3 separate regions of the Mus musculus genome follow, and regions 1 and 2 are each linked to region 3. A link is a loop called in an ENCODE intact Hi-C map of the cell type or tissue named here. Cell type or tissue: left cerebral cortex. All regions are shown on one strand.

The links. A loop is a pair of places that touch in the nucleus more often than their neighbours do. Peaks named below come from ENCODE experiments on the same cell type or tissue, not always from the same donor. Only the 100,000 strongest peaks of a DNase experiment are listed, where the experiment ranks them.
Region 1: a loop joins it to region 3, with 4 times the contacts of the local background. A loop is called at or near these places in 9 of 42 quality-filtered maps.
Region 2: it touches region 3 in a loop (4-fold over the local background); 2 of 42 quality-filtered maps call a loop at or near these places.

The regions. Positions count from the first base shown.
Region 1 is chr15:26,307,521-26,310,020 of GRCm38, reverse strand. Marchf11 (membrane associated ring-CH-type finger 11) reads right to left here and starts at 973. Exons shown (of 4, transcript NM_177597.6): 1 at 229-973. The coding sequence starts at 759. In left cerebral cortex, a CTCF peak has its summit at 1,246; DNase peaks (open chromatin) are centred at 371, 1,080 and 1,214; H3K4me3 peaks cover 1,727 bases; H3K27ac peaks cover 1,594 bases.
Region 2 is chr15:27,324,484-27,326,983 of GRCm38, reverse strand. No RefSeq gene overlaps it. Among named protein-coding and RNA genes, the nearest start is that of Gm36899, 140 kb to the left of the region's middle. In left cerebral cortex, a CTCF peak has its summit at 960 (motif pointing left); DNase peaks (open chromatin) are centred at 356, 543 and 947; H3K4me3 peaks cover 348 bases; H3K27ac peaks cover 576 bases.
Region 3 is chr15:25,994,507-25,997,006 of GRCm38, reverse strand. It overlaps Zfp622 (zinc finger protein 622), which reads right to left. Exons shown (of 6, transcript NM_144523.3): 5 at 758-901. Among named protein-coding and RNA genes, the nearest start is that of Zfp622, 11 kb to the right of the region's middle. In left cerebral cortex, a CTCF peak has its summit at 1,299 (motif pointing left); a DNase peak (open chromatin) is centred at 1,273.

The DNA.
Region 1 (2,500 bases), 310 kb before region 3:
ATTATAGTACCTAGGAGTACCTGACTTCAAAATAAGGTAGAGAGAAAAGGTGTAGGTTAATTTACTTCTGTATTGGCCACCAGAACACTTTATCAGCCTTCTCAGAAAGAGAACTGGAGAGGGAAGCTCAGTTGTGGGGCGTGCGCTGTCCGTGGTGCTGAAAGCTCTACCCTTGCGGTCCAGGTCCAGGACTCACCGCCTGCAGACCTGGGGTCCCTCTGGCCTTACCTGCTCTGCGCCCTGGAAGCAGATCTTGCAAATGGGCTGATGGTGCTGGTGCTGGTGCCCCGAGCGCTGGTCGCTACCGCCGCCACTACTGCTGCTGCGGCTGCTACATACGGAGCGTGTTTCGGGCTGGTCTCCGGTGCCTCGCCGCTCGCCCTCCCGGCACGCGCCGGCCTCGGGCTCCCCCGGGCTGCCTTTCCCCGTCGCAGCCTCGGGGAGCTTCACCTCTGGAAGGCGCCTAGGACCTTCGCAGGAGTCGCCCGCCGCTGTCACCTCCTGGTCGCCGGGCAACAGAGACGGCGGCAGCGGCGGTAGAGGCTCTCCTGCGCCCTTGCGCCGAGGGGCCAGTTCTACCGGCGGCTCGCCCGACCCTACGATGCGCTCCAGAGGCGCGGGCAGCGGCGGCCGGTAGCGTGGGGAGGTGGGGACCAGGACCGACTCTCCCGGAGGCGGGGGTGGGGGCGGCGGGGGCAGAGGTGGCTCAGCTTCGAGGCTGTCCGCCCGGCTAGACCGTTTTTTGCCCTCGTCGCTCATGGTGGAGTCGCCGCCGTCCTCCTGCCCGCCCGGTGGCGGGCCGGGCGCGGACTGCAGCCAGAGAGCGCAGAGGAAGGCTGGAGAGGGAGGAGGGAAGAGGGTGGGAAGGGGAACCGGGGCGAAGGGACTAGGAAGGCGGGACCAGGAGAGGACGCGGAGGACCGGCGCGGCGGCCGCAGAGGCGGCTGTTCAGCGGAGCCGCCGGCTCGGCTCTGATGGAGGCGGCGCCGAGTTCGGCTGCCCGTGCCAGGCGCGCGGGGGTGGGGATGGGAGGCGGGGAGGAGCGCAGAGCTGGGCAAGGAGGCTGGGAACAAGCACTGGACTGGGGGATGGGGGTAGGCAAGTCGTGCGTGAGAGAGAGGTGTGGGGTGCCGAGAGGACCCTGCTGGAACTGGGGGATTCCTGGGCCGCTTCCACTAACCCCGCCCCGGGCCGCTCACGTCGGTTCCGGGGCGGATTGCCCCTCGCAGAAGCGCGCGGTACTGCGGCTCCAGTGAGAAAGGAAAAGGGGGAGGGGTCGGAAGCTGCCGATCCAAAAACCGTTACTGGGTGGATCTGGGGGAATTCCGAGAAACCCGCCGGGTGGGGGCGCGGTGGGCCAAGCAGAGACCCGCGTGGGAGTAAGGATGAGGGCGAGGTAGGCATCCCTGTGAACAGAGGCACGCAGGAAAGGACTCTTGAGGACAGATGCTGTAGCTGCTCTTTGCTCCACTGTTGTTTTGGGGATCCCAGTCCTCTCTTCTTCAGAGGACTCTGCATCTCAAAAGTCTTCAAGCAGAAGCCTCTGAAACCTTTGTCATCCTGGGAATGCCCAATCCCCCTGTCTCCCTCTCCTGAATATATACATCCTGGATTTGTAAAAATTTTCGATGCGTCCGAGGTTGGAGGGTTGCAATGCTCCATTCTGTGGCTTGTGGGTCTCCTTCATGCTTGCACAAATATTGCTGCGTCCTTCCCAGGAAAAGTGGTTACAACCTTGACTCAGCCTGCCTCCACCCTCATCCACCCCCCACCCCCAGTCTCTCCTCCCTCTCTCCCTCTCTCTCCCTCTCCCCGGCCTCCTCTCTCCTCCCTCCCTACCCCTCCCTACCTTTTCTCTCCCTCTTCCTCTCTCTCCCCACCCCTTTCCAGTAGGGTACTGTGCTCCTGTGCTCTGGCCTTCTGTTCCAAACCCAGCAGTCTGAACTCTTAGGTTATTGGGGTTTTACCCTGCAAGGTGTCCATGCAAATCAATTGTGACTTATCACTGAAGTGGAGTCTTAATGACTTTGACAGAAGTGACTGGCCCTAAAACATTCCTTATTGGCCACATTTCATAGCTGAAGACCTAGGACCAGATAGGCAAACTAAGTTCAAGGTCACCAGCCTATTTAAGGACTGTCCATAGATCTGACACCAGTGTGTGTGTGTGTGTGTGTGTGTGTGTGTGTGTGTGTGTGTGTTTGCGTGCGCGTGCGCGCGCCAGGGTGATGGGCACATGAACATATACCAGCATTCACACACAATCCTTTCTTCATCTTCTTTAAAATAGTTCTGTAGCATGTGGGTTGTTTTGTGTCTCTAACTCCAGTTAACAGAATTGAAGTACTTGAGCACAGGCTTAAGTAGAATTTACAAGTATACATTTGCCTTTTTTAAAAAAGGAAAGAGAGAGGGTGAAGGGAAGGAGGAAAGGAGGGAGAAAGAAACAAACAACAAAGAAAAGAAAGGTAAAGACCCGGGTCTTTTGACATATATCACT
Region 2 (2,500 bases), 1.3 Mb before region 3:
CCAGTAACAGAGCTCTCAAAGGCTTCTTCTCCATGCTTGACTAGAACTTAAAACAAAAACAGTCTAAACAAGCTTCTTTTGAAATCAATTCTTGGCCATGGAGACAGAAAACAAGATATTTCCTTTTGGCGAATAGCTCCCCCTCTTCCTCGTCATTTAGCAAGAGGTATCTTGAACTGCTCTCCTGAAATCCGATGAGAGATGTGAAGAGAATATTTTCCACTCAGAGAAAAGAGCCGTGCAGTCTGGGGAAGCAGGGCCCTCACTGGGAGAGAATGAGTGCCAAGAGCTGTCTCACCTTGTGGTTCCCGGGCAGGCCTACAAGCTCTACAGATAAAGCCCAGACAGCAACTACTGGGAATCCTGGAAGGTCCTTTTGGGGGAAAAACAACAACAACCTTCCATCAGGGTTTCCATCTGTGGGTGGAATAGGAGGCTATTGTTCCTGGAAACTGAAGAAAAGGCAGGAATTTACTTTCCAAATTGGGCAGCAGCCGAAAATTCAGCACAGCTCACTGCTCAGCTGCTGCCCTTTAACAGCAGGTGATGGTGTGATTTTTCTCAATGGAGCAAACAACCTACTGGAAAGCTCCTCAGACTGTCACTAATCTCTACTGGCGTCGCGTCGGTTTCTTGTATGTCAGCAATTCATGATGCTCCGTGTTTGCCATAAAGAGATTCCTTATGTGTTGGTTGTGTGACCCCCTTATCGTAATCTCAAAAGACAACGATCTCTACCTTCTCTCTAAAATAAATCCAGTACAAGACAATCCCTGCCTTCTTTAGGGGTGGTGCATGGTCTGATGCAGAGGACTGTACTGCCCCGTGCCAGAAGTAGAATCAAGGGAGACCTTTAGAAAACAATACCTGCCAGGTACCTCACGCACGTGTCTTTTATTGTGTAACTTACATGCAAAGGGTTGTGGGTGGGCTGTAATAAATCAGCGCCATCTAGTGGAAATGGGCAAAGCTACAAGTCACCGCTCCACTGCTGTGTCACTGCCAGTAGGACACCTTCCAGCTCAGTCACTTCTCAACGCAGTCTTATTTATACTCTTCTATTTAAACGGGTTGCCCCATTCTGCTTTGAAAGCTAAAGGCTAGTCCTAGGTAGAGTAAAAAGACTGGGGACTGTGTAAATAAATGTTCTGGCAGTAATCAAGATAATTGTACCAGTTAGCATGTGAACACTAATGTTTGGTTTATAGTCATCATATTTCATCCTTATAGGACTCTGGGAGACAGTGCTGTTTTGTTGAGAAGGAAACTGAGGCACAGAGAGTCTATGTAACTTGCCTGGGCCACTCTTTTGCTACTGGGAAGACACCAGTCTTCCTTGTGTCCCCCTGCCTGAATGGGGTCGTAAATATATGCTGGAGTAGACAGAATTCCAGTGTTAGGGCTGATGGACAGAGTCCCAGAATAGGAAAACATGGTGGATATTGGTAGATAATAGGTGTCCCATAGGTCAAATGGAAGTTGGTTCGAGCCATACTCAGTCGTTTTTCTGTTTTGTGTTCCTGGGAGAATTACAGTATGTTCTGAGAACTCCAGGTTATTCTGAAAAAAAAAAAATGGCGACAGGGATATATCTTCCTCGTGGAGGAGGAGCTGGTAGTATGGGGAGAAGTGTGGGTGCTTGCGGTCTGGCTCATGGTGGCTGTAGATAAGATTTTTCTTTTTAATTCTTTGAAAACGATTTTAGACGTTCATCAATTAGAGAAGAGTCCCTCATGGGGAGTAGACAGGTCGGTTCTTAAGCTCTGAATTCAGCCTTCTATCCACCTGGAGTTCTTGTCCCGCCTAGGACAATGTGTGGAATGTGCCCCTCCATAATCCTATCTTCCTTCCCACTGTTGGTGCTCATAGCAGGACCAAAGCTGGCAGGTGCAGAAGTTGTCCTTGGCGCCGTCCGTGGGTGATCCTGCTCTTGTGCTCTTTGGTCTCTTTGGTGTTCATGATGAATGTGAGGATAGGAAGGTGCAAGAAGGAGATTCTTGTTACAGAGTCCTTCTCTGAGGCCTCCAGGGCACAAAGGGCTTTTATGAGAAGGGACAGAGGGAGGATATGGAGATATTGGTTAGGAGGCAGAGGCCTTTGTTATTTAGTCTGCTGTCTCTTTTCTTTTTTCTCTGTCCAAACACAACAGAGTCATGGGCCTCCTGCACCTAATTAGCTAAAGACTATGGACAGAGAACAGCAGATATAGTGGGTTCTGGGAATCTCAAGGAAGTTTTACCAGTTTACATCTCCACCATTTGGGTAGACCCTTTAGAACTTAGACTGTCTAGTGAGTGGGAGGAAGATGAAGGATAAGGGGGGAGGAGACAGACAGACAGACAAAGATCTGCCAAGTAAAATGTCCCCAAAGAGCTGCCCCATCACAAAATGGTGTATTCCTGTCTGGCCATCTAGAATTACCTATCATTTTCTCTCTCTAAAGGAGATTTTAGTTGTATTCATGTGTGCATATGTGTGTGACCACGTGTGAATAAGTGCA
Region 3 (2,500 bases):
TACGTGCATCTAAGAACTGTGCATATCAGAACTTTGTAAACAGTGATGTTTGCTACGTTTTTAGGCTCTAGGCTTTCTGGGACATCAGAAAGGAGCAAATTATCTTCACTACCTCCATTTGGACTTTATTTCCCAGAAGAGCAGAGAAGACAGTTTTGCACAGCACACTATGAGAGTTAAATAACAGCACATTGTAGTTTCAAAGCTTAATAACTTCAGCTGTCAGATTTACTCATTGCAATCTACTTCTATTGGGAAAAACTGCCAAAGGGGGCTGGGCTACCTGTAGTAAGTGCACTACCTCACACATGCATTGTGTCAGACAAGCCTCTCAACTCTAAGGTGGGTCCTCTTAATCATTTCCCTTGCACAAATGAGCAAGCAGAAGTGAAATTTAATAATGTTCATGACGTGAGATTAGAATGTGAAACTACATATGCCATGTTAGGCGCCACAGCTCCACTAAGGTACTATTTAATTTCTGAGTTATCTCCAGATAATTTCTGCATGTAATTTATAAGATTTTTTATAGATATTATCTTCTGGAAAGGTTCATGATGCATACTAAGTTACTAGACCAGGAATATTAATTTTTTAAGTCATGGAGTCTTGGACTTAAGTGTTCTAAGTATCCTGAGATAATGGGAGTCCCAGAAGTAAGACTCAAGCTTCCCCTGGAAAGGAGTCAGACGGACAGCACGAATGATAACCTGTCACCCAAGCGCCCACGAAATCCATGCATATAAGAATGGTGTACCTGTGCTGCCCATCCACCCCAGGGCTCGGTATTGCTGGAGAACTCTGCCCACAGCCTTTTGATTCCTAGCAACTGTCACAGCTCTTGGCAAGCCAAATCGCTGTTTGTAGTATCTCATCAAGGAGCGATGACCCACTCTGGCACCTGTTTTGAGAAGAGCAATATTTAAACACTGGTCTTTCAAGTCAGAGTTATAAACCAAAGGCTTCCCAAAAGATCTTGAATGGCACCAAGCCTTAGGAATCCTAGTAGGAAAACAGAAATAAGCAGGAATACACTACAGGAAAAACAGACCAATATTAGGAAAATATATAAAGGCTAAAAAGCCCCAAGAGAAAGAAGATGAAGCAGGGAATAACTCTGACATCAGGTCTACAAGCCATATTGGGAAAACTGAACCAGAACAAAAATGAAACCATCTTTTTTCTGGTTCAGTTTTCTCTTCCAGTCGTCTTCCAACAGGAGTAAATTTTACCACACAGGGAAATCTGATACCTACTGTAGATGTCTTTATTGTTACAAATGGAGTAATACTGGCATCTAGTGGCTGAAGGACAGAGATGCTACTGCACATATTAAAATGCACAGGCAGATTAACAACATCAAAGTATTATTTAGCTACATTGACAAAGCTGATACACTCCTTCCTAAATGATGAAAAACCACGTGATATCTCAAAAAGATTAAGCTAAATTCTCTTTAAACCTGTGGTTATTTGCAGAAATCAAGTGAAACAAAAAAACTTTGAGAAATGAATTCTTAACTTTAATTTCCAATATATGTTGATGTCATTACGAATATGGTTGTATACACCAATGCACAGGCTTACCATTAATAGTGCAATACACTAAGCAAAAAGGAAAGAGGGCCAGAGAGCTGGGTAAGCTGTGCTGACCTGGCAATCTGAGTTCAATTCCCAGAAAGCACATTAAGGTGGATAGAGAATCAAGCCCACAGAGTTACCTCTAGCCTTCCCATATGTACTATGGCATATGCACACAAATACCCGCCACCCACTCACAACCATAGTAAATACAATTTCAAAACAAAGAAAAGAGAATATACATTTCAAATTACGAAAACTAAGGGGCAATGTAAAGTCTGCAACTTCTCTAATTACACTAATAAAACCCATAAGTAAAGTTATTTACTAGATGAACAATTTGAGGTTCCTATAAGTATAAGTCTGTCTGTTAGAGGTCTGAAATCCACTCCACTAGTCTGTAAATTTTAATGGAACACAGCCACACTCACCTACATCTCTACTGACTTTTGAGCTACAAAGCAGATCTAAACAATTACTAGAGACAGAATGGTACACAAAGACAGAATGGTACACAAAATCATTGCTTTCTGGCCATTTATAGAGAAGTAACCAAATCATATGGCTTGACTTCTGAGCAGGGAAACTAATAAATATGTTAAGCTCTGTCTGGGATGGCTAATTCTAGGCTCCACCAGAAAAATGGTTTTCAAAAGGTAATTCTCCCATACTATCCTAAGAGATTGGTCCCTAGGCCAGTGGCATCAACATCACCTGTGGGTTTACTAATAAAAGCAGGCTATGTTTTTTAGATGAATATTAATTAAGATATAAGCAATCAAATACCTTTCCAAATAGAAACACATAAGGGTAAAACCCTGGGTATAGTACCCAGAGTAGTTTTCAACTTATGTAAATAAAACAATTGACAAATAAGCAAATATGAATAGTTTATCACATAAGCTGTAGAAGGCTATATT